Linked DNA regions of Mus musculus: all the other regions are linked to region 3. Evidence: chromatin loops called from intact Hi-C (ENCODE). Cell type or tissue: left cerebral cortex. All regions are shown on one strand. Each heading gives the region's core, and the rest is flanking DNA. Links, peaks and the distances in the headings are about the cores only. Region 1 holds the start of Tmeff2 (transmembrane protein with EGF-like and two follistatin-like domains 2). Region 2 has its middle 90 kb from the start of Cavin2. Region 3 holds the start of 9330175M20Rik (RIKEN cDNA 9330175M20 gene).

Region 1 (10,942 bases), core at 2,982-7,981, 410 kb before region 3:
TCTACCAAAACAGTGTGAAAACCTAGTGAGTGAACTTCTTTTACTCACGCTTAGGTGTATGTAGTACCTTAGTTCGAAAGCAAATATGAACACAGAATACAGAATCAAACTCCAAATTTTCTGATTTGAAAATTCTCCTGGTGAGATATGGAACTTATACTCACCCCCTCATCACATAACCATCTCTTTTTAATACAGGAAGCAATTACAGAAAACTATAAGCAATCAAAATGCAGAGTTGTGGTGCTCAGTCGCAATGGATACATTTACAAAGCAACTCCATCATCTAAGGCTCAGGCAACATGGCAGTAGAGGGGAGTGAAAGACTGTAAGACCCACAGGACCAGGGAGCTTTCTGTGAGACCATTTCCTAAAATTGCCAGCAGCTATACCCATTATACTCATCATCTTGAGCTGAACAAGAATAACCATAGACATTCCAAAGTGGATGAGAGCTGGACAGTGGTGGCACAAGACTTTAATCCCAGCACTTGGAAGGCAGAGGCAGGCAGATTTATGAGTTCTAGGTCAGCCTGGTAAACCAAGTGAGTTCTGGACAGCCAGGACTATACAGAGAAACCCTGTCTCAAAAAATCAAAACAAAGCAAAACAAGCAAACAAACAAACAAACCAAAAAACCAAAATGGATGAGGAAAAGGTGGGAGACCTCAGCCTTATACAAAGAACCACAGGCACATAAGGAATTCTGAAATAAGTAAGACAAATAGTCCTTTCCAGAGAATAGCACACAAAATGATAAGCTAATATCATCTGGTCAGTCCTACAAACATACATCCAAGTAACATTATACAGACAGAATACTATATATACTACATACAGTATATATATATATACACACATATAATATATAGTACACATATACACATATATAGTGCTTCCTAGTGTGTCAAACATTTTAACCACACAGAAAGAATCATACTGTTATTTAATTACGAAAACCCCTCTAATGAGACAGAAGTGTCCACTATTCTTGTTTTGTGGACAAATTGTATCAAGTATGTTGGAATTCAGCAATGATATCTCACTTCAGAAAATTGTCTTGGGTATATAAAAACAATTAATTTAAAAAGAGATCATGCATTTGAAAGAGAAAAGAGAGTATATGGCAGGGTTTAGAAGGAAAAGGAGGAAATAGAAATGATGTAATTATATTATAGTCTTAAAAGTAAAAGACATGTATTTTTAAGACTTTCCTGGACTAGTGTTATTGTTCATAGGGTAAAATGCTTAGTACCAAACCTGATGACCTGAGTTTGATCTATGGAACTCCAGTGGTCCATAAAAGGAGAAACTTGATTCTCACGTTTCCTCTGATCTCCATATATATGCTGTTAGATACACATGCATGCACACAAAATAAATTTTAAATGTTAAAAACTATCTCAATTAATAATATGATCAACACATATGCAATCACTGGATCTCATTGTTTTTGGTTGAGAATTACTGCATGTGGCTGTGTTCTGTGAACCAAGGAAAGAACTGATAGATATTCTTCACAGGAAGAACCTGTATAATCTATCTCAAAGGAACAGTAATATGAAAAAAGAATAGGAGGTCTTGTGTTCTGATGTTAGAATTTTTGTTAAGTTCTAAAATGCTTCATGCAACTTGTTCACAAAACACTGGTTGTTACTTCTGTGTCTAGGGGTACTATAGGAATTAAATGACAGTGTGTTTCTTTCTGTTTGTTAAATGTCTAATACATTAGGAGGCACAACCTGCTTCATGCCTCTCCTGAACAATAAAAAAAATTTTAGAGGCAGAGAAAATCAAATCCCTCATTGCTAAAATGTCTTATTTTTCCCAAGCTCATTTATCTTCAGCATTACTTTTTCTAGAACAATTCCTCTTCCTCCTCCTCCTCCTCTTTCTCCTTGTACCAATTTTCCTAAGCCTTAAGTAATTTCACAGGTCATAATGATATCCTTTCTTTTGGTGTTGTCCTTGATGTTGTGGAGTTGATCAAATTCAAGGCCTCCTGCATGTGAGGTAAATCCTCTACAACCAAGCTCTACCCCTCAGTCTTGCCTCAATTTTTTTAAAAGTTATCTTTTATATGTATGCATACGTGTAACAATAACTAAAGACACATGGTAATGAATTTGTCAGGAATGCCTGGGAACAGTTGGAGGGAGGAAAGAGGGGAAGTGCAGTAATGACTTCATAACTTCAAAATCATAAAAATCATTCAAATGAAATGCAAATCTATGTACATTCATGAAACTGACAACAAAACATTATTACATTTTAAACATAGTTTTATGCAAAAACAAAAAATACAATCTGCAATTTCTTTAAGACATGACAACCTCTCTCTGTCCTAGACTATTTTTTCCATAACTAAAATATTCTAGCTCAGGAACATTGAAAGCTAGTATTATTCACTAATTTAAATAGGAACTTTGAACACCCATGGCATGGGTTCAATCAAATTATTACTTATCATATAATATATAATATGAGGCACGATTCATAGGCATATTTGAAAGTTAAGTGTAGTAAAGAAACTGCTTTGAGCTTGCTGGGAAAGAGTCGAAGAGCTAGTACAATTTTATGATAAGGCAATGTCAGTGCCTGTCTATTTCCTCAATACCTAATGAAGAACTAAATAATATGCATATTTTTATTTACATATTGAACAATGCAGTGCTCCCTTCAGTAAATGATGTTCTTCTGCCACTTGGTGGTGCCTGCCAGTTGCAAAATTCCGTTTCTTGGTGGCACTGTAACACTAAATGTATCCTGAGCGGGACAGAATCACAGCATCTCCAACTGAAAGGCTTTGGTTCCAACTCCTCAATAATTTAAAGAACCTCTGTGCAGGTAACTGTGTTTGCTACCCATCGCAGCCAGTCATTAACTCATTTGGCAGTTTAAGTTACTGTGGGCAAAGTGTCTGAAGAATACAAATTCTTACAAAGCACACCAAAATTTTACTAAGCAGAGAATTCAGTAACATTTTTCCTTGTAATTCTAGGTTACAGTCAAACCCTGCAACCCTAGCGCTGGTTTATGATCATAATCGCTGCAAAAACACATTGTCTGAGGGACTTTGCCATAACTGCAGAGGGGCTCATATTCAAAAGCCTGATTAGTTGCTGATCGCTGATCCACGCTTTGGTATGGAAAATTCCAAATCCTCATTCGGTACTGTGTGGCTGATGCAGCTAGATCTGCATTAAGCTTGAATGTATGTCGCAGACTCCACTGAAAGGCATCTCTGTTTCTTTGTTTTTGCGATATCTTTGGCAGCTCCATCTTCTGGGCATTCCTTTACCTTCAACAATTCAGTTGCTCCATCTAAAAGCCGATTTTTCTGATGCCTCCAATGTCTGGTCAAATTGATCTGTGTTAATGGAGTCTTCGCTGGTGAGAGATGCCATTGACTGGAACGCTGAGATCTGCGGCTGCTTATTTGCCAGGGGCAAGAGACACCAAGATTCAGAAATCTTGAGAGGTGGGCGGGGGAGGGGGAAAGGTAGTCTTGGGAGGGAGGCGGGATGTAAGATAAAGGGAAGGGTTTCACATAGAGGAAGAAAGAGAGAGGTGGCTTTGAGGCTCAGAGGTGCTGCAGGATCACGTCTCACAGAGGCGAAGTTAAAAAGCAAGGGAGTGGGGAGAGGTTGGAGGGTACAGGACTTAAAGGGACTGCTTTGGCACAGTTTGTTTTCTGGTGGTGTCTGCGGAGGATAGATAGATAGTCCGCCTTTCAAAGTCTATTGGTGCCGCTTTTAAGTGGTTGGTTAAGCTCGTTAATTGCTTGTTAGATGCTATCAAACAATGCTCTTAGTCAAGATTCAGGAGGTTATGGGAGGGCGATACAAGGAAATTTAAAGAAAGAGAAAGGGGAAAGCTTTTGAAAGAAAGGAAGAAGGAGAGAAGGAGAAAGGAAAGAGAAATAGAGCAGGAGTATATATGTATAATGTGAATGAAAAAATACCATAAATAACTGAATGATACAAACGCAAAAGGAAACCTCTTTGGTGCAAGGCACCAAGAACCCTGTGACTGCAGTAGTGACCTGAGTCGTAGGAGACAGACTCTTCTCTCCATCTATGTCCCAAAAAGCTCTGGGCCCTGAGAACTAACATGCCATTAAGCTAAAGAGTGTGTCTAACTGCGTGGAGTGCAGCAGAAGGAAGGCTGATATCTCTCTGCTGTTTCTGCTGGGGCTAAGGAGAACCAAGCGGAGGTAGTGACTCCTGCCGGGCTAGGCTCCCTTGCCTCTCCCAGGTAGCTGGGGATCCACAGACAAGGTGTAAAACGCCCAAGTCTAACGCCCAATCACTCCAAGCTCTCCTCCGGGATGCCGCTTCTCTGTGGATTCGCCCTGTAACCCATTCTCAGCTTGGATTCAGAGAAGTCTCTCGCTGCTCCTCCGGCCTCCTGTCCAGACCAAAATTGACCTTCCAACAACATTTTGTTGAACCTTTTAGACAGCCCCACAAATAGGTTCCGGTCTGTACCTTACCAAAGAGCTCCAGGGAAAGAGAATCAAATCTAGCAGGCTGAGCTGCGGAGAGCCTGGAAGGGATAGGAGGCACAGGGAGAATGGGGAGAGCCAGCGAAACTGGCTGCTCCAGCCTGGCGAGCACTGTCGGGCTTGCTCGGGGAGCTAGCTGCTGCTGCTGCTTTAAGCCACCAGAGTCTTTTGGCTCTCGCACTGCCGCCTCTTGCCCTCTTTTCTCTGCCACCGCCTAGAGAAGCATCCTAATGCTTCTTAAGCTACCAGGACATGCCCAGCCTGGATCTCTTTCCCGGACCGGCGGCGCCAACGGGACGCCCTCTGCTCCCTACCCGCTTCCCCTATTGCCCTGTGGCTGCGGGTCCTCCACCTACTCCGCCCCCACCACATCCAGCTGGAAGACAAGGCCACCCAGCCGCAGCGGGTGCTGTCAGCCCGGGGTCACGCACAGAAGAGAGGCGCGAGCCTGGACCTCGCACACAGTAGGGGGCGTCATGGAGCAGAGAAGCCAGGCAAGTGGGAGAAAGAACGTGGGAGTAGCCGCCCTGAAGCCTGAGCTTCTCCCAGGAGCCATCCCGCCTAGACCCACTCGGGTTAGAGCCTAGAGAACTAGCCCATCTGTGGCATCAGTGGCCGCCTCCTCCTTGCACCTCCTCACCGACCCCTCCCTCCCGGGACCTGCATCGCGCTCCGCCAATCAGAGTCCGACTGCCGCTTCCCACGTGACCCCGGGCGGGCTAAGGACCTGCTGCTTCCCAAACGCCAGAGGGATGCGGGCGGCAGAGCGCGAGAGGCGGCGGCTGGGCTGCGGGGCGCTGTGACTGTCCCTCCACCCAGTCTGGTCGCGCTCTTCTCTTCGGCCGATTGGCCGCCTCCTCTCCGCACCCTGGTTTCTGTCTCCTGCTCCTCCTTTGCCCCGACCCTGTTCCTTATGGCAGCAGCTCCTTGCATCGGGGGCGCAGCTTCTCAGCGGACTATCCTCTCACTCCGCAGGCTGAGCCCGGTCACTGGATGTTGCTGAAACTCCGGAGATCATGCTCTCCTTTGGTCGCAGTATCACCGCCGGCTGTCCCTGCCGCCGCCCCCTCCTCTGCTGCCGCGGTCCGCGGGATGCTCAGTAGCCCGCTGCGTGGCCCCTGCGATCCCGTGTTCTTCAGAAGCCTTTGGTTGCTGCAGAGTTGCGCGAAGTAGTCATGGTGCTGTGGGAGTCCCCGCGGCAGTGCAGCAGCTGGACACTTTGCGAGGGCTTCTGCTGGCTGCTGCTGCTGCCCGTGACGCTGCTTATCATAGCCCGCCCGGTAAAACTCGCTGCTTTCCCTACCTCCTTAAGTGACTGCCAAACGCCCACCGGCTGGAACTGCTCCGGTAAGTCCAGACCCTCAGCCCTCTACTTCACTTCTCCAAGCGCGGAACCCGCACAGACCTGTCTACTCTCATATGTCTGCCCAGCCACTGCCTGAAACCCAGAACTTCCCACCTCAATCCTGAGAAACATTGAGAACTGCTTCAGCTAAGGCTGGGCGTGCTGGGATAGGAACAAAGTACAGGTGTGGGGAACCATAGATGTTTGCCCCTTTCAAATCGGAGGATTTAGAGAAATACTACAGAGGTAGTTCTCCATCCTGGGGGAAAACACTAACGCAGAACATTTCCCATCATTAAAAAAAATAAAAATAAAAATAAAAGAGTCTAGCCTGGATGTGCGAAAAATAACTTTATGAGAAAGAACAATCAAGAAAGCAATAAATCAAATGATGACTGCAGGGAAACTGTTAAGGCTGCCGAAAATGCTTCTGAATGCAGGGGTTTTCTAGTCAGCACTGGGCCACAGATAATTCTAAGGAGGCAAGTTTCCAGGAACGGAGTCTCTCTCTCTCTCTCTCTCTCTCTCTCTCTCTCTCTCTCTCTCTCTCTCTCTCTCTCTCTCTCTTCCTCCTCTCCTCTCCTCTCCTCCCCTCCCCTCCCCTCCCCTGCCCTCCCTTCTCCTCTCCTCTCCTCCCCTCTCCTCTTCCTCCCCCTTTTCTTTCTCTTTTCTCCTCTAGCTTGTTCTGTCTATACCTCCCTAGCTCTCTCTTTTGCTCTCTCTAGCGCTCCCTCTCCCTCCCTTTTCTTCTCTCCTTTCACCCCCACCCCCACTCTCTTCTCTCTTCCTTTGGCTGCAAATGCCATTGACTTTGAAAGACATTGATTTTGTAGCCAAAGTATGCCCATCCAAGTTCTTATGTGGAGGACAGAAGTTGAGAAAGAAGCAAACATAGATCCCCGCCCCCTCCCCCACGCCAGAATGGGCATGCCCCAAGGCTGATAGACTCTCTTCTGAGAGCACAGTGACCCTACCATGGCAGGTCCCAACCCCTTCACTTCTGCACTGGGTTTCATTGTCAGGCAGTCCTCTTGCTCATTCAGTCTCTGTCAGAATACTGAAGCTTGACACCTGCATGCTATTGAAGCCTCTAATTGAAAGGGGCCCAAAGATCGAAGTTACTGCACTCTTACTGGCTGGTTTTACATTTCAGTATCAGAGTGTCTAGTTTACCTGAAGAATCATAGTGTAATTTCTTTGGCATTTTAAACTCTATAAGCACACATGGTCATTGTCTCCATGGTCTAATCTGGTCTTGTTTTAGCAAGTGTGTTTATAACATTTCATTTTAGTTAAGTAAAATCTTCTCACAATTAAATCCGACTTTGAATAAGATAGCCTTTGGAGATGTGTAAGTGAAAGGAAGTGTGTGTAACTTTTGAGAGGATGTGATTATTAAATATAACTTATAGGTAGAGGCATGTACAGTTCTAAGAGATGACTAATACAACTCTTGAGGTCAATTAATTAATGTGCACCACTCCAGTTTAACCTTGGCTAAGACAAGTTGAAATGTACAGTCATATTAGATTTGGGTCAGTAGACTGACTTGGTTCTTCTTTTGGTAATTTCTAAATTTGGCATTTTATGAAACACAACATGTCTCTAACTTATTCTTAGTTCCTTCATTCATGTATGCTATTTTAAAAAGAATAAATTCCACTTGGGAACAGAACATCCTTAAAATTTGATCATAACTAATGTTCAACATGACTAGCTTGTTTCCTAACTAATATTGGTATTAGGAATACCTAGCTTGAATATAACATTGACAATGAGGAAATGTGTTATAAACCAGATCTCTCAAAGCTGTGTTCACTAACTAAAAATGAAGAACTGTATTTCTGGAAGGTTGTGAAGAGCTTGGCAGCCCCCACCCATCCCTGTTAACTTGAAGGTGATCAATCTTCCTTTGAGTCAGAAAGACCTTCACAGAAAACACCAAGTCTGTTTATCTTTATTATTGAGGTTTTGCTTCCTCTTTGTCTGGAAAAAAAACTGTAAGTAAGGGTCATTTCATATCTTAAAGCGAAGAACAATTAAAGGCAGAAATATTAAAATGGCAACTACAAACCATCACCAAATCTTTTCCTAAATATTGAGTTTGGGTCACTGATATACCCTACTTAGTGAGGAAAAAAATTAAAAAGAAAGCAGAGAAGCAAATGTCAAACTTTCACTCACACAGTCACTATTAGTCTAAGCTAAATTTAAGAAAGCATGCTCAAAAGGTGATACTGAGGGAGACTTTATTAGGAAACAGTTGTAAATGTATGGACTATTATTGATCACTTTTGAGGTTATTAGTAGAAGGCACACTTGTGGCTGTTGGAATTAAATTTTAAGAAAATTCTGTTTGTGCTACAAACTAGAATTCTCTTTATACATTATAACATTTTAAAGTGACTGGAGCATTCTTTTTCAACTTGAGGTTACGATGACAGAGAAAATGATCTCTTCCTGTGTGACACCAACACCTGTAAATTTGACGGGGAATGTTTAAGGATTGGAGACACTGTGACTTGCGTCTGTCAGTTCAAGGTAAGATATCTGATATTTGCATCTTCAATTCATTAAAGAGGCTGCAAGGCAGTGAGCTTCTTGTACAACTCATCATTTGGCAAGTTATAACTGTACAGACTCAAAAGGAGGCTAGCATCAAACAAAAGTACTGGCAAGAGAGCAAGCTGATGTCAAGGTGACATATAACTTTTCGGGACCTGTGACTGACCTAGTCAAAAATGCCACTGATGTTGGATAAGCTTCAGTTTCTACTTTCTAGATATGGACGGAAAGTGTGCCTTCCTGAAGCACTGGTGTGTACATTTTATAGGTCAACTGACTGAGGATAATTGTCAAAATAGTCAGTGGATAGCAGATATGGATTTGTACTTTTGTTCTTCACAAGTTGTCATTATTATTATTTATTATATTGTCGTTTGTTTTAATGGGCTTTGGTTTTCTTATCCTGTCAAGAGGATGCAATTTTATGTTAACTTCTATAAGGTCACTCCTAAACTACTGTGCCAGTTTGGAAATCATGAACCTTGTTGTATACATTAAAGATTTTGAGACTAGCACATTAAACAACTACAGAGTCTCCTAGGAATTCATATGAGCACATAGAGCCTCATGTTGAATCGTAAGCAGAACGGTGGACATTGTCATCTGTCAGAGAGGTTTTCAACAGTTAGAAAGAAAAGTATATTTTTACAAAGAAGTTATCATCAAAGTTGTTAAAATGAATTTAAAATAATGCTTCCATTGTTGTTATTACAATCATTATTTATCCCATTTGCCACTATGAAAATTACTGGAGTCTGCTTCTTTTCAAAATATTCATATAATAATATATAGCCTCAAATAACTTGGATGTTGAACTAGTACCGTGGACTCACACTTGATTATTATTGAATTACATTTAACACCAAACATTTACATCTAATTTAAGCTGATGCAAGAAATATGCATATAAATAAAACTATGAACAAGATCAAAGGCACTTCCAAAATTATAAAAGCATGAGTTGTTGAAAACTAGAAACACAAAGTCATATTTTGACTTACTGTACCATATTGAATATTGACTTAATGGTGAATACATAGGACTTAACCCTACATCTTGGTGAGGCAGATAAGAAAACTCACCTTTAAATATGGGTTGAGATACTTTTAGAGAAGATAAAAGCTCCTTGTGCATTTTTTCCTCCTTTTTGAGAAACAGAGCAAGATTATTGGTAGCTTAAAGTGGCCAAAGACATTGCCATGGCTTTAGCGATCCATCAGTGCAGATCACATACATGTGGCATCTACTTTCAGGGTCTCCCCCACAGTGAGGGAAGAGCTACGTGAAGGAGATGGAACATGAGAATTTTCAATTTATAATTTTTATAATTGATAACTAAAGAGGATGGAAAACCAACTGGAGAAATCACGCCCATGGAATTTCATACCTTTTCTTTTTCTTTTTAAGTTTGTGATTCCTGAGAATTTCTCTTATTTTTGTAGCCAGGGATAGGTACAGCAAGTAAACTTGTAATTAGCAGAAGATGGTTCACAAAGCACATTCTTCAAATGAGATGTTTGTGTTTCACTGGAAAAAAAAAAAACTGGTGTAATTCTGGGTAAATGCGCAAAATGGAAGCATATCATTTTTCCTATTAAAGAACTGTCTGTGTTTGATTTTTAGCTGCCAAATGAAAATTTAAATAGGAAATATAAATATATTTCCTTATTTGTACTGGATTATACTGTTATTAGTGTGTTTTACAATAATAAGTAATTTAAGAGGAAAAAATCTTTCTAGTAGTAAATTTAAACTTTGTATATTTATCATAATTATTGAATGTCTACACCAAGTTGATGGTTAAATAAAATTGTACAACTTGCATGAGATAAACTATGTTAAGCTAGGAGCTCCTTGAACAAGTTTCTTCCCAGTCTTCAGCATTTTCATGTTGTTTTGTGTGTTTTTTTTCTATTTTTTAATGTTTTCTCCCCTTCTATCTGATAAAAATGAAGACATCTGAAAATCTCTTCTATGTAGTATCCTAAATTTTTGTTCCTTGTGCATTTTCAGATATGAGTGTAAGTTATTATATTTAAAATGGGATGTACATTAGTCTTTCTGGACATGAGATAAATTTCAAACATAAATGCACATATTGTACATAACCTAAATATGTTCCTATATGTGTTATTATTAAAACACTAAAATGAGCTTATATGAATCTGACTTCCCTTAGATACTTTAAAATACACTAATTTCTACCCTTCAAAATTCATTCAATTCTTATAAGTTAGATAAGTTTGTTTAGCTGACTCACTACTTTTTCCTTTCTTCCATCTTCCCTTCTTTTTTTCCCACTTTTCTTACTTCTTCTGCATTGCTGGTGACATAACCAGGACCTTGCATGTACTAGGCAAGTGCTCCACCATTGAGATATATTCCCAGGTCCTTTACATTGTTTATAAGATGAGGAAATTCATGGCCATTAATATAAATAGTTTCCAATTAAGTAAGTCATAATTCTAGAAAATGAAACACAGTAAACCAAATGATATATTTACATTTAAGTGCATCAATTATAA
Region 2 (10,942 bases), core at 3,500-8,499, 130 kb before region 3:
ACAAAAATACTTCAAGGAGCTCAAATGCTCATTGTGCCGGCTGACCGAAAAAGATGGCAATTTCATTTTACCACTCGCTCAGCCCTGTTCTCGCCCAGTCCACAGAGATCTGAGTAACTAAAGAAAAGCCTTTCAAGGGAAAAGAGAAAGACAAGATATCCACTGAGCTTCTAGGAAGAGTGGGGGAAGAGCGTGATCTACTCCAAACAGATAACATTGAGAAAAAGACTACAGATCCAAATCAGAAAGGGGATCTTACTGTCAATGCATTGAAATCAGAGAATCCCTAACCTGAGGCAGGTGCTTCGCCTTTGCAGCTCTACTGTTAAGACTATAGTCGACCACCTGTCAAACACTGCTGTGAGAAGACATTGATGGACGACCGTTCACTCTGATTTGCATTTGATGTAAAGAAGCATGATCCAGGAAACAAAATCACTTCCCTTCAGAATTCTTGACATTTATTCTGCAACTAGCTATGACGTGCAGAGGCATGTTCAGGTCTGAGTTCCCCAAGGCTTCTGTGGGAAGGTTTCACAAGATTTCTTTTGAACAAACGTCTAGAGATAATGTGAAGCCACTGGAGATTAGGAGAAAATCCTTCCACTCATCTGTGTCTTACTTCCTTCAATTCGTCCTTGCAGATCTCTCTGTCAGAGCTCTAGCCAAACTGCAGAGACACAATGTTTGATTCTTGTTGGTCTGCTTTGCTTCTTTCAAGTCAAGGGCTTTCTATTCTCTTACCTTGCTTCCTCCCTAGGTCTAGCTGCTTCCTATTCTGCCCAGGACTGTGACACCCTTCCTTTAAAATGCTGGAATTGACCTTGAATGTTCCATTCTTTGATCCTTCATGGAGCTGTTCCTTCACAGTACCAAATGCCTTAAAAGTTCAAACTTAAAGAGTGGTCTGACTCAAAGGAACGCTGCTGGATTTGAGAGTAAATAGACAAATCAAAACCCTTCCCCTGTGACAGTCAGGACCCTTCGCTGAGCTTGGGAGTAATGCAATGAGCTGTCCTGTCCTGGTTTCATTTCTGTGACTATGAAGAAATATCTGACAAGCAGCAACTGAGGACATTATAATTCCATGTTATGGCCCAGCATTTTAGGAGCATCAAGGCAAGAACTCAAGCAGCCGGTCATATCACATCAACAGTCAGCAACAAACAAAAAGCAAGGGTATCTTGCTTGGTTGCTAGACTGCGCATACTCAGGTAACATTCTTCATTCTTAGAGAGTTCAGGCCCCAACCCATGAAGTGGTGCTGCCTGGATTCTGCCATGATTTTCTCACCCCAGTCAACAATCAAAGCAACTGACTGAAGACATTTGAAAAATCCAACTCAACCTAAGTAGTTCTCCATTAGCACTCTACACAAGTAATTTTAGGGATGTGACAAGTCACTGACTTAGTTTTACTAGTCATCGTGGAGAATTTTAAGAAACTGTTACCACAGCTTATGGATTGCAGTAATGTATTATACACACAAAAAAATTACAATTTGTGAATAGAGATAAACTAGAGAACAGCAAGCATTTACTCCTGCTCATCTTTTTAAGAGACGGGAATTTTTTGGGTCACTCTATGAATGTTCTTTCACTTATTTCTTGTAGTGAGTCTCTAATATATCTTATAACAATATCAGTTTCATGATAATATAACTAGAAATTTACAAATAACTTACCCAGTGTCAGAACTGGAAGAGGGCAATGTTAACATGAGAATCCAAGTCAACCCCAAATCGATTTTTTTACACCGTGTTGTCATCCTTGCCTGGGAAGACAAGTACATCTCTCACCTACCTGTAGAGCAGGTGAGGGTTTATCTGAGTGCTACTGCAGTTGCTCTGACGGTTTTCATGTTTCCTGTGGAAGCCATCCTGTCTAACATACATTGCTCCTGGCTCTTTTGTTTCTACCTTTCCTCTCTCTCCTCCTGCCCATTCCCCCATCAGAATAATCTTAGCAATACAATGTCTCTTTCTAGCTAAAGTACAGGTGCCAAGAGCAAGAGTTGAACAAGATAATTTTAGACATCAAAAGTGAGAGAATCCCAGAATTTATCTTGTTCACATTCATATTTACCTTTTTTTTTCATGTCTCTAACATTACTTCAAGAAGTGTCCACCCTCCTAAGATCTAGAAGTCTGTCTTGTTATAACCCAGTTGGTAATGTTTGATAAATGAATGAGTGAGTGAATGAATGAATGAATGAATGAAACTGAAGTCATTCTTGAACTTCTACCAAAGATGCTGGATAAATTGCTCTATACATATGATACCACCCTCCAATAGCACATAGCAACAGAAACTGAAGGTGTGTTCATTTTGAAAGTTAGTCCTCAAAAAAGATGCCCTAAAGGTCACACTGATTCTACAGAGTCTTTAAGGGGGAGAGTAGTTAGCATTCTTTTTCCTTTCCTTTTCCTTTATTCTGATCTTGCATCAGGCTGACTTAGCTTCCAGGTGGCTCCCTGATGGGGCAAAGGGTATGAAGCTGGTGTGCTATAAATTATAGTGATTACAACATGACAGCAAGCCCCCAGCTGAGGCCTGGAACTCCCTGCTAGGAGAGCACTCAAGGACATTCAGTCTCCTGAAGGTTTAGGAACTCAAACGGCTTTGCCTACTCCCAGAGCTTTTTAACTTCTATAATTCTGACACTTGTTGGATGCATTTTATCTCCCAATCCGTTTAATTAGGAGACATCAGATTAAAAATGATCTAATGCTTCTGAAAGGCACTTGAACTCCAAGACACACTTACAAAACTGTGATCTTTCCTTGTCTCTCATTCCATCCCTCCAGCACCCATGATGGACAGTGTGAAGAAACGGGGTCTTGTGAAACACCAGTGGCCAAAGAAAGAAAAAAGGACAGTGCAGTAGAGCTCACGCAGGAAGCAGTGTGGCCGGTGTCAGACACAACCCTTTCCAATAGCCAGGATGAGAATGTGTATGCCTTTATTTCCCATCAGCATCTCTTGCTTCTGGGTTTTTCTTTTGTAAAAAGAAAGAACAGCTGTTTAACTGGCTCTGAGATCAGAAATAGCAAAAGGTGGACTGGGTATAGGCTAAAACTGAAGCATACATGAAGTTAGGCAGCGAGAAGCGAGAAGGGAGAAGGCATAGCACACACTAGAGTCTCTCGTGGTCCAGATTCTGTCAATACCCATCCATTTTCAAGGATACAGTTTTTTTTGTTGTTTTTTGTTTTTTGTTTGTTTTTCGAGACAGGGTTTTTTTGTGCAGCTCTGGCTGTCCTGGAACTCACTTTGTAGGCCAGGCTGGCCTCGAACTCAGAAATCCGCCTGCCTCTGCATCCCAAGTGCTATTAAAAAAAAAAAAAAAAAAAAAAAAAAAAAAAAAAAAAACCTTGGCCACCGAAGATCAGTAATTCCAAAGCTACCAAGGTAAGAGCTATAAAATTGATCCTTTCCATGGGGACAGCCACAAATGAACTGTTTTCTGAATAAATTCTCTCAGCAATAGCAAGCAGGGAGGCCACTCAGGACAGCCCGCAACGCTGGATCTCACCTTCCAAGCTTTTTGGGACAGGAAGAGGAGTTTAGAGAGAGAGATGGGGGAAAGCTATTTGCAAAGTAGTGTTTATTATACTATACCACAATGCTTTAAATTTTCAGATAAAAAGAGCCTGCTTGGCTAATGATCAATAGATATGACTAGGAAGATCAAATGGATTGGAGGCAGCCCTGTAAGGTCAGATGAATGGAGCAATTTCTACAGCATCTTTGGTAGAAGTCCAAGAATGACTTCAGTTTCATTCATCCATCCATTCATTCACTCACTCATTCATTCATCAAATAGGTCAGATCAGATGTATTGGAGGCAGCCCTATAAGATACTAGCAGAGACTAAACAGGTTTTAACTGCAGATATTGCTATTATGTGTTTGTATGTTTATTATTAAAATTTCATTACTCTTTTCTTCCTTGGTTTAAGAAAAGTAAAGTAGACATCCCATGGGATTTGACTTTGTTTTGTTTGTCATCTCCATTGAGCCCATTCAAATCTGTCTTGGGTCCATTGAACTCCAGGAAGAGGCTGTGAGAATGGAAATATATTAAAAGCAACACCCTTATCTAACTATAAAGGGCTTTTCCAACTCTATGTCCTTCCACATTGCGTACATGGGACCCTAGCATGGAGTTAGCTGTGTACTTTCAATTTCTGGATAGAAATTGTTATACAAATGAGCTGTAAGATCTCTGATACCCAGCAACTTAGTCTACTAGTGGGTGGTTCAAATCTCAGAATAAATAATTTTAATAAATTGTGGAAATCCATCTTATCATTCTCTTTTAGTTAATGTTTTGAAGCTTGGGTAAAAGGAAATGAGTAAGAGTCACTGGGATTGGCAGGACAAGCACCATCTTGGTAAAATGGTTATTCTGTAGGCCATTTGAGAAGTTTTGCCCAAGCAGTGGGATACCCTGAGATATTATGGCCAAGGCATGCTGAAATTGTATCAGCAGAGCATTCTGGTAGTAAAAGAGAGTTCTGGGTGGAACATAATTTGCCTTGTGTTGCCTGGTGTTTCATAGTTAGTGGCATATTCTTTTGACTTTCTTGTCATAATCTAGTCTAAGAAACAAAGAGACCAAAACCTTGTACGATAGTGACCAAAAGCTTACCAACGAGCAGGCATTACTGGGTGCTTTGGATCGTGTTTACACTTCCTGAGAGAATTGTTCACTCTATAAGTGACTCATATAACAAACAAATTCCAGGTTTACCTCTCAATCTTTGAATCTCCAAATGGTACAAATCTTCTGAATCAAGACTACCTGCTGCCTCGTGTCTCATTAAAGGGCCTGCAGCCTTCAGCAGGATGAGACTTACTGACCATCATCATGTGCTCTTGATGCACATGAGCTCTTGAAAGAGGAGAAAAGAAAGAAAACAAAGAATCCACCCTAAGGAGTCCTGTAACCAGAAACAGTTGTAGTAATACCTGTATCTTCAGGGTGGGTAAAGAAACCTCCCTGCCTTGTGAATGTCTTGATTTTATTCCATAGCTTAGATATAATTTAGAATGAAAAGGAGCAATGTAATTAACATTATGGAGTGTGTGTGTGTGTGTGTGTGTGTGTGTGCTTACAGTCTCGAGTGTGTGTATGTCAATGACCCATCAGGCCATGCAGCTGTTAAAATGCTTGGTTGGTTCACGTTTCTATGAATGCCTCTTGAAAGTCAATTTAAACTCCCAAATTTGAAGAACTGCAAAGCTAAAACAACAAACGAAGTCCAGTGTGTGACTTCAATAGGAGTAGATAAAAAATTTCAAGAAGGTTATGTCAGATTTTAACTTCCCTATCATTATTAATTTAATTTCCAGTCATTATGATAATACCAAGCATTTAGAATGCATTTGGTGTTTATGTAAATGAAATTACTCCTCAAAATTACAATTTCAAATTAATATGCTATTAAAAATGTCACCCCAAAGTGCTTTTATTATTTTGCCAGTGAAATAAACATTCCCTGTTTCTTTTTATAAGTGAAATTTCAGCATTAAAAAAAACCTTCCTTAGATTTTTGAAAAGTGTGTTGTTTCTGTTTAAGAATTCTCCTTATGCTACATTAGTGCCATGTTCTTTGACAGCATAAAATATGCAAATATCGCCTTTTAATGGTGATTTTTCATTTTGTTGCTGTCGTTTAACTCAGAAACAAGTGACGCTGTTGCAGCTTATCACTTACAGCAGTGAAGGCACCAAATTCATGTTTATGTTCAGAACAGAGCAGTTGACACAGAAACAAATACGTTTAAAATGCCATCTGTGCCACACTGGCTTCTTCCTCAAAGGATAATAGAGCTGTTGAAACTCAACCTTGGAGAGATGCTTGGAATTGTGGGGCAGAGAAGACATGCCATGTCGCAGAACACATGAGCAACAAGGTTTGCTCCATTTGGACAGTGGTCACAGAAAAGACAGAAAGGGAAAAAGGGAGAGAGCATAGGTGAAAACCACAGCTTCCTAGGAATCTCCACATGTGCACCAAGAGCTGCCACCCTGCTTTTTGCACTTCACCTCCCAGACTGCCCATATGGCTCCCTGCCTCACTGCCCACCGCTCCTTGCTACCTCTCCATGTTACACATCGCTCCATCTGTTGCTGGTATCCAACCTGATGCTCAGGAACCCTCTGAATGCTGTATGCTGAATTACGTGGGAGTGGCAACTTTTGTGGCTGTTGGAGCTGATAGAAGCAGGCAGCTGGGTGGGAGGAACGTTGGATGGCAGAGCTTTGCTGCAGCTACATCCATCCTCCGTGCCTAGCAAGGCTGGCTCTCGGGTAGGAGCTGATGTCTGATCTGGAGAGATGCTAGAACATATAATGTAGGAAGCTTTCTACCATTCTGTACCAGTGAGAATGTGAAGCGGGAAGGTCCATTAATGGGTCATTGGGTAGAGTATCATACTGAATGAGATTTTTTTCTCTTAGCTTGCCTGAGGTAAATGATGCTAGGCAATTCTCCTGGTGCGGAGATCCTCACGTTCAAACTCCGTAGGTAGGAAAATGAGGTTTCTTTGTGGTCTCTCCCACACAAACATTCTAATGTAGTTAATCAGCATTCATAGACCCTTTGGCAGGCAATGATAATCATTATAATACTTAACATTAATTGCACACCTGTTCACTGTGCATGTGACTGCTGTTAGCTGCTATATGTGCTTGCTCTGCTGAACAACTTCCCCCATTGCCCTCAAAACCACTCCCTGCAATCCACACCCTGGCCCAAGGCCTCCCTGTGGTTTGGGAGGTGGACAACTCTGGACTTTCTCTTTAGCTCTTAAGTGGGCTCAGCTTACATGTAATTTACCTCAAGTATGGTGATGGGAGAGAAGAAAAACAAAAACAAAAACAAAAACAAAAAAAAAAACAAAAACAAAACAAAATAAAACAAAAAAACAAGCACAGGCATTATTCTAACCCTGCCCTGTCATAGCAGGTTGGCTGTGTCCTATCAAAACATCTGACCAATGACATATTTCACTGATCTCCCTTGTCGCTAGATATGGTAACTCGTCTCCACCTCAGTCCAGAAACATGTCAATATTGTTTGTAAAAACTGGGGCCATACATGAGTTCTTCTGAGAAAAGTCACTGAGCATTATCACAAGCCAGTGATATGAAATAGTTCATGAAACAAGAATTGAGACCTCTTAATAGCCACACAGTTAGCTTGAACGTTGATCCTTCTCCTATTGACCCTTTAGATAACTGCAGTCCCAACCAGTAAATTCACCATCACCTGTGACAAACATTAAGCTAGAACCTCCCAAGTAAGTAATTTGAATTCTTGACCCATAAAAATTACGATATAATCAATATTCGTTGTTTTTACCAAATAGGTTTTAGAATAATATACTAAATGACAACAGGGAACTTACACAGGACTGGACTCTGACATTTATTGTAGAGGAATAGAATCTTAAGGATGAATTCTCTGCGTGGGTTCTGAGCTCTATGAGTCTTATAAGAAAGCTGGGCGGTGGAAATAATCAACACCTACTTGGTTCCAGACACATGCTGACTCATTGACAGCCTGCTCTGTAGCATAGCAGTAGCTGGGTCATGCAGCTATCTGACTCCTAACCAGCTATATAAATTATATAAAGAAATCTTTTACATGGATCATGCCAATGAATAAGGTTAAATTCCTTCAATTTCAAAAATTTAAGAAAGATGTTAGTGAAAAAGTTATGAAAGAAAGAGAGTCAAGTGCAAGAAGTGGATGAATGTCTCTAACTCTACCAGAAATCAAATGAAGGCCACCAATTTCCTTCCTACAGTCTGCTGTTCTTATATGACACAGTCTTCAAAGAAATCCAATCCATTAAGCTTAAGCTAGCTCTCCTCTTGTTGAACAATCAGGTGGAAGAAGGTAGTGTCACATAGTGAAAAATATAGTTTTCAAAGGAAACAGCAGGCCACTAGCCCAGCCACTGTGCTTTCCTTAATGGACTCCATATTTTTACCTCTGATTTTTCCTAATGACCAGTGCCATGGCATCCTATCAAGAAATCAGGGCTCATTCGTTAATCAAAAGTACCTAGATCTGCTAACACACTAATATGGTTCATAGTGCAGACCTAGTGTGCTCCGAGGTCCTTTGCATCCCTACTATGTCACATATGAGAATGACATGATAATTAGGGCTGCTCCTTTATTATGATTACTTATGACCCTGAAAGTTGAGCTAATCACATAGGTACTTTTACTTTTTTGCTTTTACTTGAGCATATTGACGGTCACCACACTCTGCCCATGCAACACACATGGTTCATAGACTTTCCTCTCATGAAAAAGGCTACCCGGGAGTGTTTTCTGACACTGAAGAGGAAATGCAACTTTCCCTTTGATAAAAGTCTCATCCTTTTATAATGAGAATTTGTATACATAGTGCGTGGCTGCCAGATAAGAAGTTATGACCTCCTAGTAGCATTCATATTAAAGAACAGAAGATAAAGACCAGTTACAATGGTGAAGAAGCCTTAAACAAGCCTTGGCAAGGAGTCGATGCTTTGTAATTCAGGGATTATGAGACACAAACGGGAAGCCTGCATTTGTTTAAATGTGTTCGGCAGCCTCCTGAAGTTGTGCTAAAAGAGTATGCACTGTTATTATCCTTTGCTTCACATTTGATAAATACCTCAGAAGCGTTTTAAATTATAAAATAAAAAGTCTGGGGATTTAGTTCAGTTGGCAGTGCGTTTATGAGGCTTTGAGTGCCATCCTCAACACTGGAAAGAAAGAACAAAAGGAAGGAAGGAACGAGTGAAGAGAGGAAGGAAGGGAGGGAGGGAGGAAGGAAGGCAGGAAGGCAGAAAGAAAGGAAAGCTGGCAATTGAAGCCATATACAGAAGAAGTTTTGAATGCATGAAAATTATCTGAGACAGTTGTTCACCCTGGTTCCATATTTTCAGATTCAGTTGGTCTGAATTCCCACAAGAAGAATGGAAATTTAAATGTTTAATAAGCTCCCCAGGTGATTCTGAAAAAGGACACTTGCCTGTCACCAGTGCAATATCCTTGTAGAAAACAACTGAAGCCTGTTCAGAATCTAAACCAGCCAGGTCTAGCTGAAGAGACACAGATCCTCCTAACTTGTATGAACCCGCTCACATTGCCAAGTCATTGTGGTACCCAAAAGGATTTACTTCTGACCTGTGGCTTAGAGTGAGGGGAAAAGGTCAGTCAACTGAAAGTTCAAACAAGCAACGGGCACTCTGAGAAGGCTAACAGGTCAGCTTAAGCATGAGAACTCCTCAGCTTGGGTGTCTAGGGATCTTTAAAATACAGAGTAGAAAGGTCAGAACCAGCCAAGGGGTAGGAGGGGGAGTTCTAAATGCTCGTAAATGAAGCAGTAGAATATTTTGTTTGAACAAACAGTCACCACTTAAAACACGTTCAATCGTGGCCCATAATAGCAAGTTGATTCCAATGCTACAAATTTGGTAGCTCTGAGGATGCTGTTATCAAACAATTTCCCTGAAGATCTGCAGCCCTTTACCAACCCTGTGTGTCAGGCACAATTGAACCTTCGCCACTGAATACTTTCTGTTATTCTACACCTACAAGTACAGGTGCTTAACATTAAAGACGGAAAATTAAAATCCAACAGTTAATTCAGTTAACCTGCTTTACTCACAAACACCCTGAAAATGAGGAGCTTTCGATGTCTGTGTAGGTTTCAAAGATGGATGGCAGAGAATACCAAAACAAAACAAAACAAAACAACAAAACAAAACAAAAAAATATCTTGTTATAGTGAATGTTCAGTGTGGGTTCAACTGGCCAAGGTTGCTGGCCAATGGAAAGGGATGCTTGTACAAAAACAGAAAAGTAAAGACAAGCCTTGTATATACATGATCAGGCACAGGGGGTGGGGCCAAAGGCTTAACCTCAAGGAACGAGAGTAATGGAATAAATATGAAGCTTTCTTTGCTCTAACTTATTTTAAAAGCAATAGCAGAAAGAGGAGGAAAAATGGAGGCATCGTAGAGTCAGAAATTGAAGTTGTAAGGGATTCAAAAAGATAACAAGACAAAAAAGCAACACCTACGCTGGTCCAAGGATTGGACATAAGAATCGCGTGGGCTTTCTGCTGTTCTGACAACCTTTCCCCACCCTAGTCCTCTGCAGTACTGGCTTCATATGGTCCAGCACTGGTTTTGAAGGCAAATTCATTAGATTCTACAAGGAAGACTGAATGCAGCTCTCTCAGGATGCACTGACCCTCTGCAGCCATTTCTGTACGTATTCACGGAAGCTGGATCCCTAGGTGGAAGTGGCTCTCCCTGCAGGTGTTGATCATCTCTCCTTCTGGTCTTCCTACCGCATTTTATCAAATTAGGTCTTAGTACACCATCTTATTGGATCTAGCAGATTAGCGCTTCCTAGGAGATGTTATGCTGATTACTGTGTGTCTCTTACATGAGACACAAGTTACACAAAAAATACCCCATACTCCAGTGGTGGGTGGTGTCATGTTTGAAAAGGAAACACTAACTGGAGAAAATCCCAAGAAATATACGTTTCTAACCAGAGCAGCAACATCTGGCCACATTTGTCTCTGAATTTTTTTTGTCCTAAGCATCTCTGCGCTGTGCCAGAAAAAAAAATGGCTATAAAAGTAAGAAAAGAGAAAAAAAAAAAAACTTCAAGTTACCCAGGGCAGACATCAACCCCTAAAACAGAGAGGAACAGAATCTTGTCCTTCTAAACTTTAGTAGAATGTTGTTCTATTTATTCAAATCAAGCATAAAGAAATTAGATAAAACACTCTAGGGAACAACTGAATTTTGCTGTCTGCAGTTTAAATAGAAAAGAAGTCAGGTAACAATACAAGTAACAAAATGATACTATCGATGAACAGCTCATCTATTACAGAAAAGCAACAAATAAGGATACTT
Region 3 (10,942 bases), core at 2,044-7,043:
TGAGCCTGGTTCATCTCCTACCTTTGCCAACACTTTCCAAGTGACTAGAAAACAACATCAGAGATATGGAGAAGGTCCAGTGGTTACAAGCACTTCTGTACTCTTGACTAAGTACTGAGTTCAAATACCCAGTACTAGTATAAAAAAGATGACCATGGCATTCATGTTCTTATAATTCCGGATTTGGGCACATAGACGGGTAGATCCTGAGAGCTCTTTGGCTAGCAGAATAGCAGGTGAACAGAAAGGGCAACTTTCCAATCCAGTGAGAGACCCTGTCTCAAGAGATTAAGGCAGAGAGCAATAGATTAGGAACCCAACGTTCTACTCTGGACCATGTATATGTGCATATAGACACATATACCCTTACACACAGATCACATATCACACATACAAAACAGTATAACTCAGTATCTTGTTTTTACAAATATAAATCATTAATATCTACATGCTTTTATGTTGCATGTAGTTTTTGCTACTCCTCTTTAAGCTCCAGGCAGATCACGTTACTAGCCCCATCAGGCTCCCTCTGATCCGTGGATGAAAGACACACACACACACACACACACACACACACACACACACACTAGCTTATTGTTCACCCTACCTTATTGGCTCAGTTGCTGGGCTCTTCTAAGCTTTCCTCTTGCTATCTCAACCCTTCTTTCACTCCCAGCTTAGCACCCTAGATCTACCCTCAACTTTAGTTTCTCAACTTACCTTCTCCTAGCCCAGCAACCCAAAACTGTCCTCCGCTTTGTTGCATTTCTAATCTCCCGCCTGAGGAAGCAAGTGGCCTATGGCTGCTCCACCAGAGATCTCACGTGGCCGATCACCTTTTTGGGTGCACGATAGCCAAGGAAGGCTTAGAAGAGCCCAGCAATTGAGCCAATACAAAATCTTTATTGATCGATCAAGAACCAATTTCGGAACAGGACCTTAGCATCAGAACCACCCACTGTACTCAATCACTGCCCTACCAAATATAGAAAGAACACCGACATGGAGAAGAAAGGAACTAGCTTGTTTTGGTGCTTAGTACAGGATCATACAGCAGTCTGTGCTGTCCTATAAATGTAGGCACTCTCTTCACCAGCTGAGAATTCCAGTCTCATAATGGCCACTCAAGAAATGCTTATGGGATGAAGAGCCTGGAGCTCTCAAAGTGATGGAGATGACATCAGTCCTACCCTGGAGGGACGTGCAATTGAAAACTTCTGACACTAACCCAGACAAAAATTGACAGGCTATCCAGATAATGCACCAAGAACTTTGAGCAATCAAATGAGTTCGTAGTCTGATTTCTTTAAAACATCACTTATATTGTAATCACAGACTGCTCAATTCCCAGCCATCCTGTGAGTAACCTGAGTTACTATTAAAACAAAGTCACAATACATTTTGAGAACAGCCTTCAGCAATGTAAATATGAAGCCATTTTGAGCGGAGATGAGTCAAATGTTTTTATGGAACCATTAGAAGGCATTTGTGAGTGAATCGCGCATAAGAATTTCCTCTCAATTCTTTTGAAAGGTAAGTAAAATCTAAAATCAGCAGCTAAACTAGTCTCCACTTGGACACAGATTTAATTATTCTGGCTAGCTCTGAGGAGATCTAATGATTCTAATGGATTCTTAAACTGCCCTAAGTGGTTCTCCACACTTGGCTGTGTCCACATCCACAATAGACTGAATTATCTCCATATGGAGAAGCAGCTACACTGGGGTCAACAGGCAGTCTGACAAAACTGCTCCTGGATGGGCCACAGTCTCCCTCAGCAGCAGAGGTTACTACCTAATCTACCTGCCCTTCCCTGTCTGTTAACTCCCAGCAATGTCTAGTTCTCCTCCACTGCAGTCCCAGTGTGCCTTTGTGTGCAAACCTACTACTGTGCACTGTCTGAAAGCCTTCTAGTCAGTTCTCCTGGGATTGCTCCCCAGTCTGCAACCCAGTGAAAAGAGGACAGAAATGAGCTTGTAAATGCGTTCTGGAGAGGTCTGACTAAATATTTGGTTAAAGGTGGTCTCAGGAGGAATATTTGTTCATGAGGCAGACATGAACATTTCCGCCAAGGATCAATAGCAGGCCCATTTGAATTGTGCTCAGTGTCCAAGGCGTTTCTGTGCACTTACCTCAGTGTGTACACGGTCTCCGCTAATAAATACCTGAGGCCGCCTGCCTTGTAAGATGCTGCTGACACTCCTGCTGTTATCCTCACCTGACAGCCTAACGGACCAGTGCATTAGCATCCTTCCTTTGTACCCTGTATCCAGGCAAAGACATCCAAGCAGAGCAGTCCTAAGTGTGCTTTTCCTCTGTGCCTTTAACTGCACAATTTGGATGGAGCTCTGAAGCCCAGGCTTGGAAAAAAATCAGCCCCTCTCTGTTGGCTAAATCCCCGAGGAAAGTCTCCTGATTTTGTCTTCCAGTATCTCAAACCTCTGCATATCCAACCGTTGGAAACCTCGAAGCCTCTGTATATTGAATCTTCTGCCTGGTACGTTTGCAGATACGCCAGTCTGTCTGCATAAATCTTACAGTTTCTGCCTTTCTCTGTCCCACCTGTCCAGGACCACAGAGCAGTGTTACAGCAAACATTGTCTTTAAAGTCAGAGTACCACAAAGAGGGAGGGGCACAAACATCCTCCTTTTGTTTCCAATTTGGCCTTTAGTAGGAAAAGCCATCAACCTTTAAGCTTCGGGTCATATAGAAAGAGTACAAGCAATACATTCGTGTTGAATGAGTGCCATAAAAATTAAAATTGGGGCTGGAGAGATGGCCCAGTCAAGAAAGTATGTACCTGCCAAATAAGTATAAGGAGCTGAATTCAGATTCTCCAGCACCCATGTGAAACAGTAGGGTCCAGCAGCAGCATCCATTAGTAATCCCAGTACTGGGGAGGCAGATGCAGTCCTAGGGATTTCTGGCCAGCTAGTTTAGTCAAAAGAATGAGTCCTAGAGTCAGTGAGAGGCCTGTTTCAAAAAATAAGGTGAAGTAATTGAGAAAGACATCTGAAAAAAAAAAAGACATAAAGAGATCTATACACACACGCACACACACACATTAGGAAGAGACCTAACTCATATTGGGCATGCTGTAGGGTAGCCATTCTTATTTATTCTAATAAGGACCATCTAGTTCTAGAAGCTGGGGTTAAAGCATTCTTATTTAAAAGAAAATTCTCCAGTAATTCTAGGTTTACTTAGAGACACAGGGTTAAGAACAATTGCATAGGGACTGAACGTTTAGGAGGTGGGGTGGCAGGAGACGAGTGAGTCACAGATTGCTTAAAAAGCCAAAGTAGCCCTTATGCAGAGAACAGATGACTTTGGAGGGAGCTTGAACCCACACTTACTCTGTTCACCCAGCATTTCAGGAGCAGCCGGGTCTTTTCACAGCCTCTGGGCTTTGTCCCTGCCTCTGCACACCCACGGACAGTGTGCTGGCTGGCAACAGATTTACAACAGTGGGCTGCTGTCTGTCGGAAATCTTTGACTGGGGCAAGCTGGAATATGACCCCTTTCTCCTTCAAGTTTATCATCAATCAATGGTGCTCTGCCAACTCTATCAAGAGGATCCTAATCTCTTTTGCCCTTACGCTTCAAGAAAAGATTAGGCAGCAATCAAGAGCTTCTTGCCGGTAGGTTCACAAGGACTTTTCACACAAGGGCAAACACCCAGTAGGCTCCCAGAAAGCATCCCACTCAAGGGAGAGTAAATAGGTGATTGGATGCGGGTGCTTTTTGTCCCTGCGAAAGAAGACAACTTCCTGTGTATCATCAAAGATATTCGTGCCCTAGAATCTCTACTTTCTCCTGTGTTTGAATATAACGCTATAAGATAATGTTGGGATTCATGCAGCCCCGCTTTACTCCATTGATAGTAAGTCAGGACCATACCTAAACGAGTGGCTGAGCCTGGGTAAATGTCAAGGCAGTCACTTTTCAGACGGAGCTGTGGGCTTCGTGGCGTGCTTGTCCTTCTGTACCGTTCCTGATCACCTCCGGGAGTGGCCACCAAACGGAGCTCACAGTCACTGCCCCACATTTCATTGTTTCCCATGTGCCTTTAAGGAATCACTCTTGATCTCAGTCATAAAATTGGAAAGCCACACAACTGACAAGATGATCCCCCCAAGGCAGCTGAAATATGGGGTAGATTGAAACCGACAGTTAATTTGTAGCAGTAAAAAATAATGATATCATCATAAAACAAGTTTAAGATTAGACGAGGCTCAAACACTGTGCGCCCACAGGATATATAGATGGGTATTGTCGAGCTTAAATAACAAAGCAAAACAAAACTGAACCTCCCGGCTTCACTGGGCGAACCCTGTGTGCTCTTTTATGGTACACTACCGCCATCTGCTGGCTGGAACCAATAAAAGTCTAGCAGTCTCCTAAATCCTGGAATATTCCACTGTGCAGAGCCTGCTGTTAATTGCTATACACACGGAAACATATTTTTAACCTCCCAATATCAGTAAAATGATACAAATAAATCAGAGCTCCCTAGAATAACAAACAAATGAAAGAACCTAAGAGGCTAAAGACTGCCAAAGCGCCCCCCCCCCATCTGCCTGCCTCCAAGCTGCCCTTGCTTCAGGAGTACATCCCTAGCACATTGCCTTGTTAGCCCTGAGCTCCCTACACGCATTTTGCTTCCGCCTTCCTCCTCTCCAGATGCCTTCTCTCCCAGGCATCCTACAACCAGCACTTCAGTGATAGGCAAAGCAGCAGCTCTCAGCTAAAAACAGCCTCCTCCTGCAGATCTTAGGGAGGAAAACCACAGGCACTTGTCTTGTTCAGGGAAAGCAAAGCCCCAGTTGCATTAAGTGAGAAAAGGAACCGTAGGCTTTCAGAACCCTCTGAGCAGCGTTTTGCATGTTTTCCTCGGGGTTTACCTTACATTATGTCTGGATGCTCTAACGTGGCAACAAGTGTTCTTAAGAGGCAGAAAGGATAGAGGCTTTATAAGCAAATAAAATCTAGCCACTATAAAACCCTCCCCATTTTATAGTGTGTGCTCAATCTTACCACTTTAGACTTTCTGTTACTGTCACCACAGGCCTCGGGATACCAAACTCTCCGGGAATAAAGGAGCCCTTACTTAGCACATCTTCCTTCTTCAACATGACTTGTGGGTTGTTTTTGTTTGCTCGTTCGTTTGTTCATTTGTTTTTATTTTTTTAATTGCCTACAATTTCATTTTCTCCAAGTTAGCACGTAGTCATTGTGTAATAGAACATTTTATAAAAAGGCTTTCGAATTTTTACTTATTTAGAGAGCTTTTTATGTCACTCACACCACCATGCCCACCATTAGACAACAATGGCCTTTAAGCAAAATGTCTTGGTTTTGCTTTGTTCCTCTGGGAGAGAAGTGGTAAGGCAGAGACAAGCTGCATGCTGCAGGTCTCTACAAGCTGTGGCAGTCATGAGTCCAGATAAACTGATGGGCCCCATGGACAGGATCACTCTCCCAGCTAGTTGCTGACTGTCCTAAATATTTGAAATGTTCAGAGAACTCTGTGTCCAGCCACCACCGCTGCCCATCACCCCTTCCACACTACAACCTCATAAGCTTACAAGTAAACACTGGATAACAGAGTCTTGAGTACAGTTTCCAAGGAAGTATGTTAATATGCTAATGCGTTTACAATCACCTTCTGTGTGTTTTTGACACTCAGTGTCATCAAAAGAGACAACATGAAATCACAGTAAAATAAAATATGAATTATCTCCGTTACCAAACAGCAAAGGGTTTCGGGAAAAAATAATACCATTTTGATCCTTGGACAAGAAAGTGTTGCTATGTACTATGTACATGGGCGCAGTCTGGATCAGCCCTTTCAGAGAAACCGTTTTAAAGTGCTCTGTAATTTCTGCACTCCAGCACTAGGCTAATGAACACCACGGTCGGCAGCTGATCTTGTCTCCTATATGAAAAGCTTTCCATATTCAATCATGGCCTCCCCAAACTTACCATCGTCCTTAACCCTGGACCCTGTAAGTGTCCTTACATGATACAAAGGACCTCTTGGATGAGTCTAGGTTTAAAGGACTTGAGATGGAATGATTTCTTATGGCCTTTCTGGATGTGATCACAAAAGTCCTCATAAGAGCAAAGCAGATACTTCAAAACCCTAAAATGTGATCAGACAACAGAGGTGGGAGAGATGCCCAGAAGCAAAGGAAATGCCCTAAGCCAAAGAATGCGGACAGCCTCTTCAGCAGCAGTCCTCAGCCTGTGGGACCTGACCCCCGGCTAGCCTCTATCTCCAAACGTAGTTACATTAAGATTCATAACCGTTCTGAAGTAGTAATGAAAATAATGTTATGGTGGGGGTCACCACAACATGAGGAACTGTATTAAAGGGTCGCAGCATTAGAAAGGATACGAACCACTGCCCTAGAGGCTAACGGGGGAAACAGACTACCTACAGTGTCTCCCAAAAGGCAATGGCTCTGAGCTACACCATGATTTTAGGCCTCCTCTTGTCCAAAATGAAAGATAAATTGGTGTTGTTTTAAGCTACTGATATATACTATTTTATTGATGTAGCAATAATACGTGGCTACACGAGCTATCAGGACACAGAGAATCAGAGTCTCTCCAATTTAGAGTCAGTAAAGGATCCAAAAGCTTACACTTGAGGCTCTGAATTTTGGAAGGTTTTGTTTGGTTTGGTTTGGTTTGGTTTAGATTTTAAACTAATGTTATTGTTTTTGAGGGTGATGTTTTTAAAATGTCTAGGTCATGATGTCATGTTTCATCAGGAGACAAGTCACTGCAGTTACACTATGGCCTCACAGCCCAGCCCTGTGTTTATCGTAGCAGCAGTGCCAAAGGAGGGCCGAGAAGTCTAAGATAAGAACAAAGAGGTCCAAGTTCCCCAACATCAGCCTGAATGGCGGTATCACTTGTTAACGTTACACTAACACTGATGGAAGCTGCCGTCTTTGTATCTACTAAGAGTAGATTTCGTGGGAAAGAGTTTTGTTTAAAGTTGCATCTAAAGTATATTTTGAAATACAAATTCTGATTGACCCAGGAAAGTAATAGACTATTCCCTTTGTTATTAGAAGATAAAATAACAATGATACAATGGTTGTTTCCTTGGGTCAAAATCAAGAAAAATGTGTACAGCAGATGTGGTCTGCTACCAAACTTCTGCCACCACTGCACGTGACTGTCAGAATGTTAATTATGCTGATTTTACACCTGAATTTTAAATGTGTATGTAGGTTTGGCTTTGAATTTATCTTATTACTCTGTTTCTACACAATGTTTCTACATGAAAACATAATAAAGTAATATATGAGCCCTTTAAAATGCATAGGAATTTGTTTCTCTTTTTTAGAAAGGGTCTGTGTATTTGCACAAGTCTTGAAATGTGGACTTATTTAATCATAGAACTCCTTTCTCGTGCAGTAGCATACCATTACAAATAATGTTTCAAGGGCTGGAAGAGGGCTCAATGGGTAAGAGTATTGCATGCGTTCTGAAAACACGGAGACCCTAAGTTCAAATTCCCAGCAATCATGCGAAAGCATAGTGTAGCTGCTCATAACCAGGAGTGGGTGTTGGAGGCAGGTGGACCCTGGACACTCCTTGGCCAAACAGCAACATGTTGAATGGCAAACCCTGTCTCAGGGAAGTAAGGCAGAAAGTTATAGAAAAGATAGCCAACGTCCTCTGGCAGTCACGACATGTATAACTGCACACTCATGTGCAACACACACACACACACACACACACACGAAAGACATAGCCTAGGAAAACATGTAATGAAGAGGTGAGATGATAATATGAGGATGAAGCTGAAGGTAGTTGCAACTTGTTAAAGAAAGACGCTGACAATGTCAATACATTGCTACATTGCTTTTCTTATGCTTTTTGACATTTCAAGCGCTCATAAAATGAATATTAACTTTACAGTGAGAAAATAGATCTCTGAGTAATAAATACGAGGTCAAAATGCTGTTTTCTCTTGGTACTAATTCCAGAGTATGTTTAAAATTCAGAATTACAAGTTTATTTCTTAGGCTCTGAAAAAACAACCTTTACGAACAGGCTAGGACATTGTGACCCACTGGTGGAACTCATCGTGCGTCCCCAGAACAACTGTAGGACAGCTAGGATGAGGTCATGTTCACACATCATCCATGTATGTATATATAGAACTTCCAGGAACCTGTCTCCTTACTGTTTGAATTGTTTAGTTATTGCTAAGTCATTTTTTTCTAGTAAGATGTTAGAAGTCACCTTTCCTCCCTGGACTGCCACATCATCTCATATTTCCAACAGGTAATGTTTAAGAGCCGTGATCTCAAAAACAAAAACAGTTAAAATTAAATGTCTGGATCAAGAGCTGCAGAGATGGCTCGCTGGTTAAGAGCACGTGCTCTTGCAGAGGACCTGAGTCCCATTCCCAATGCCCAAATGTTGTGGCTTCATAACCAACAAACTCCAATTCTGGGCTCTCCGGCGCCCCCTTCTGATTTCAATCACATACATGTGTGCTGCACATACATGTACTCGAGCAAAGCACTCATACACATAAAAGAAATAAATCTAAAACACAGGGAAGACCTAGATTCTTTCTCAAATGTTTAAGGTGAGATCTCGAATTTTTATTATAACTTCCAATTATTGTGAAGGATGTGTTGGCCAGCATCCTTTATGCCAGAACATACTTTAAAAATGCTAAGTCCTCAGAGCTGGGAGTCTCTTCTTTCATTAAATTTATAGAAACTGTCCATCAGTGGCCTAACTAGCGAAGCTTATCTTCACTGTCAAACCAATAACCAAATCAGATTTAATTTCTCACAGAGAATCTCTGGTCCTTTGTTTACTTTAGATAAACAGGTTAGCTATCATCACATACATCCTTACATAAAAATCAAAATTCACTGTTAGACTGAGAGGGAAAACATGATATGAAAATGAATTCAATAGGCTTCTGCAAATCTGCCTAGGCTTTCCCTGCCCTGGTTTCACAGGAGTCAGTTCCTCTGGAATCCCACCACTCTACAGTATAAGGTAAAAGAAGGGGAAGGGACTAAGAGTATGACTTTCTTACAAAGACTAGAAGTGAATGTGAAATGGACATAGCCCCATAGACAATCTCTGGCAGGGTAGTTCATGGGAAGCCTACACACTGTGTGAGTGCATTCATGCTCCTGCCTCAGCACACCAGACACTGTGTTGTTTACAAAACTCAGAAACAGTCATCATGTTTCTCAAAGCTGAGAGAAGTTCAAGGCCAAGGCTGCACTATGGTTATCTGGAGGCTGGATCTCTCAGAAGGGAGATGTAGTATATGCTCTCCGTAGAGCGAGCACAGCCACTTTCATGAGCACTGTGATTCACTGATGAGAAAGAACCTCTTGTGACCCCATCACTGGTACGGCACCAACTTTTAACACCCAGTCCGAATGCCGCTGTCTTGGAGGAGGAGAAGCACTAACACTATTACTACTCAGTGTGGCACTGAGGATGAAGCACTCAGCTCCCGTAAGGCTGTCAAAGGCACTGCTGCTTTAAATCCAATAAGATAAAGAAAAACATCCAGGGGCTGGTGAGATGGCTCAACAGGTAAGAGCACTGATTGCTCTTCTGAAGGTCCTGAGTTCAAATCCCAGCAACCACATGGTGGTTAACAACCACCCGTAATGAGATCTGACGCCCTCTCTGGTGCATCTGAAGACAGCTACAGTGTACTTATTTATAATAATAAATAAATCTTTGGGCCGGAGCAAGCAGGGCCGACAGGAGCAAGCGGAGTGAGTAGAGGTCCTAAATTCAATTCCCAACAACCAGATGAAGGCTCACAACTATTATTTGTACAGCTACATAAAATAAATAAATCTTTAAACAACAGAAGCAAAAACCATCCAAGCAAAGCTAGACATGGGCAAAGTCAGTGCACAAGTCTTGATAACAGAACCCAGACTATGAAACACTCAGGAACATATCAAATTCTTTAGTGAATTTGAAATATTTTCTCAGACAAGATCATGTTTTGAAGACAGATAATTTAGACAAGATACTCATAATCATGCAATCTGATGATTTTCCATAATAAGATGTCACTGAAATGTCCCTAATTTCAGTGATTTAAAAAAAAAATACTCCAAGATTTAGGTAATTATGGTTTTGGAAGACATATTAAGTTATTCAGCTATGAAATCCTCTTCTACTTCCCCATCTCCATCTGAGCTGGCTGGTTCTGGGTCAATTTGACCTAAGCTAAAGTGACTGGAGAAGAGGGAGCCTTGGTTAAGAAAATGCCGGGCGTGGTGGCACACGCTTTTAATCCCAGCACTTGGGAGGCAGAGGCAGGCGGATTTCTGAGTTTGAGACCAGCCTGCCTGGTCTACAAAGTGAGTTCCAGGACAGCCAGGGCTATACAGAGAAACCTTATCTCGAAAAACCATTAAAAAAAAAAAAGAAAAAAAAAAGAAAAAGAAGAGAAGAGAAAAAAGAAAAGAAGAGAAGAGAAGAGAAGAGAAAAGAAAAGACAAGAAAAGAAAAGAAAAGAAAAGAAAAGAAAAGAAAAGAAAAGAAAAGAAAAGAAAAGAAAAGGCCTCCATAAGACTGGCCTATAGGTCAGTCCGTAGGGCAGTTTAAGCCCATTGTGAGTGGGGCCACCCCTGGAAGGATGTTCTGGGTTCTATAAGAAAGCGAGGAAGAACAAGCCAGTAAGCAGCACTCCTCCATGGCCTCTGCATCTGCTCCTGCCTTCAGGTTCCTACCCTGTTTGAGTTCCTGCCTTGACTTTCTTCTGGTAGACTGTGATGTGGAAATGTAAGCCAAATAAACCCGTTCTTCCCTAACTTTTGTTTGTCCATGGTATTTCATCACAGCAATAGTAATCTAACTAAGACGCCATCATTAGACTCCCATCACATATGTAAAATCGTTCACTAGATTGTA

The links. Hi-C counts contacts between places; a loop is a spot of excess contacts. Peaks named below come from ENCODE experiments on the same cell type or tissue, not always from the same donor. Only the 100,000 strongest peaks of a DNase experiment are listed, where the experiment ranks them.
Region 1: a loop joins it to region 3, with 9 times the contacts of the local background. A loop is called at or near these places in 6 of 42 quality-filtered maps.
Region 2: a loop joins it to region 3, with 3 times the contacts of the local background. A loop is called at or near these places in 3 of 42 quality-filtered maps.

Annotation. Positions count from the first base shown.
Region 1 is chr1:50,922,266-50,933,207 of GRCm38, forward strand. It overlaps Tmeff2 (transmembrane protein with EGF-like and two follistatin-like domains 2), which reads left to right and starts at 5,258. Exons shown (of 10, transcript NM_019790.4): 1 at 5,258-5,854; 2 at 8,284-8,393. The coding sequence starts at 5,683. In left cerebral cortex, for the core only: CTCF peaks have their summits at 4,976 (motif pointing right) and 5,190; DNase peaks (open chromatin) are centred at 2,995, 3,327, 4,139, 4,422 and 2 more places; H3K4me3 peaks cover 4,896 bases; H3K27ac peaks cover 3,334 bases.
Region 2 is chr1:51,193,452-51,204,393 of GRCm38, forward strand. No RefSeq gene overlaps it. Among named protein-coding and RNA genes, the nearest start is that of Cavin2, 90 kb to the right of the region's middle. In left cerebral cortex, for the core only: no CTCF peak of the experiment used is centred there; a DNase peak (open chromatin) is centred at 6,195; H3K27ac peaks cover 1,011 bases.
Region 3 is chr1:51,329,783-51,340,724 of GRCm38, forward strand. 9330175M20Rik (RIKEN cDNA 9330175M20 gene) reads right to left here and starts at 3,997. Exons shown (of 5, transcript NR_045151.2): 1 at 3,902-3,997. In left cerebral cortex, for the core only: a CTCF peak has its summit at 4,370 (motif pointing left); DNase peaks (open chromatin) are centred at 2,863, 3,408, 4,348 and 4,713; H3K4me3 peaks cover 1,323 bases; H3K27ac peaks cover 2,517 bases.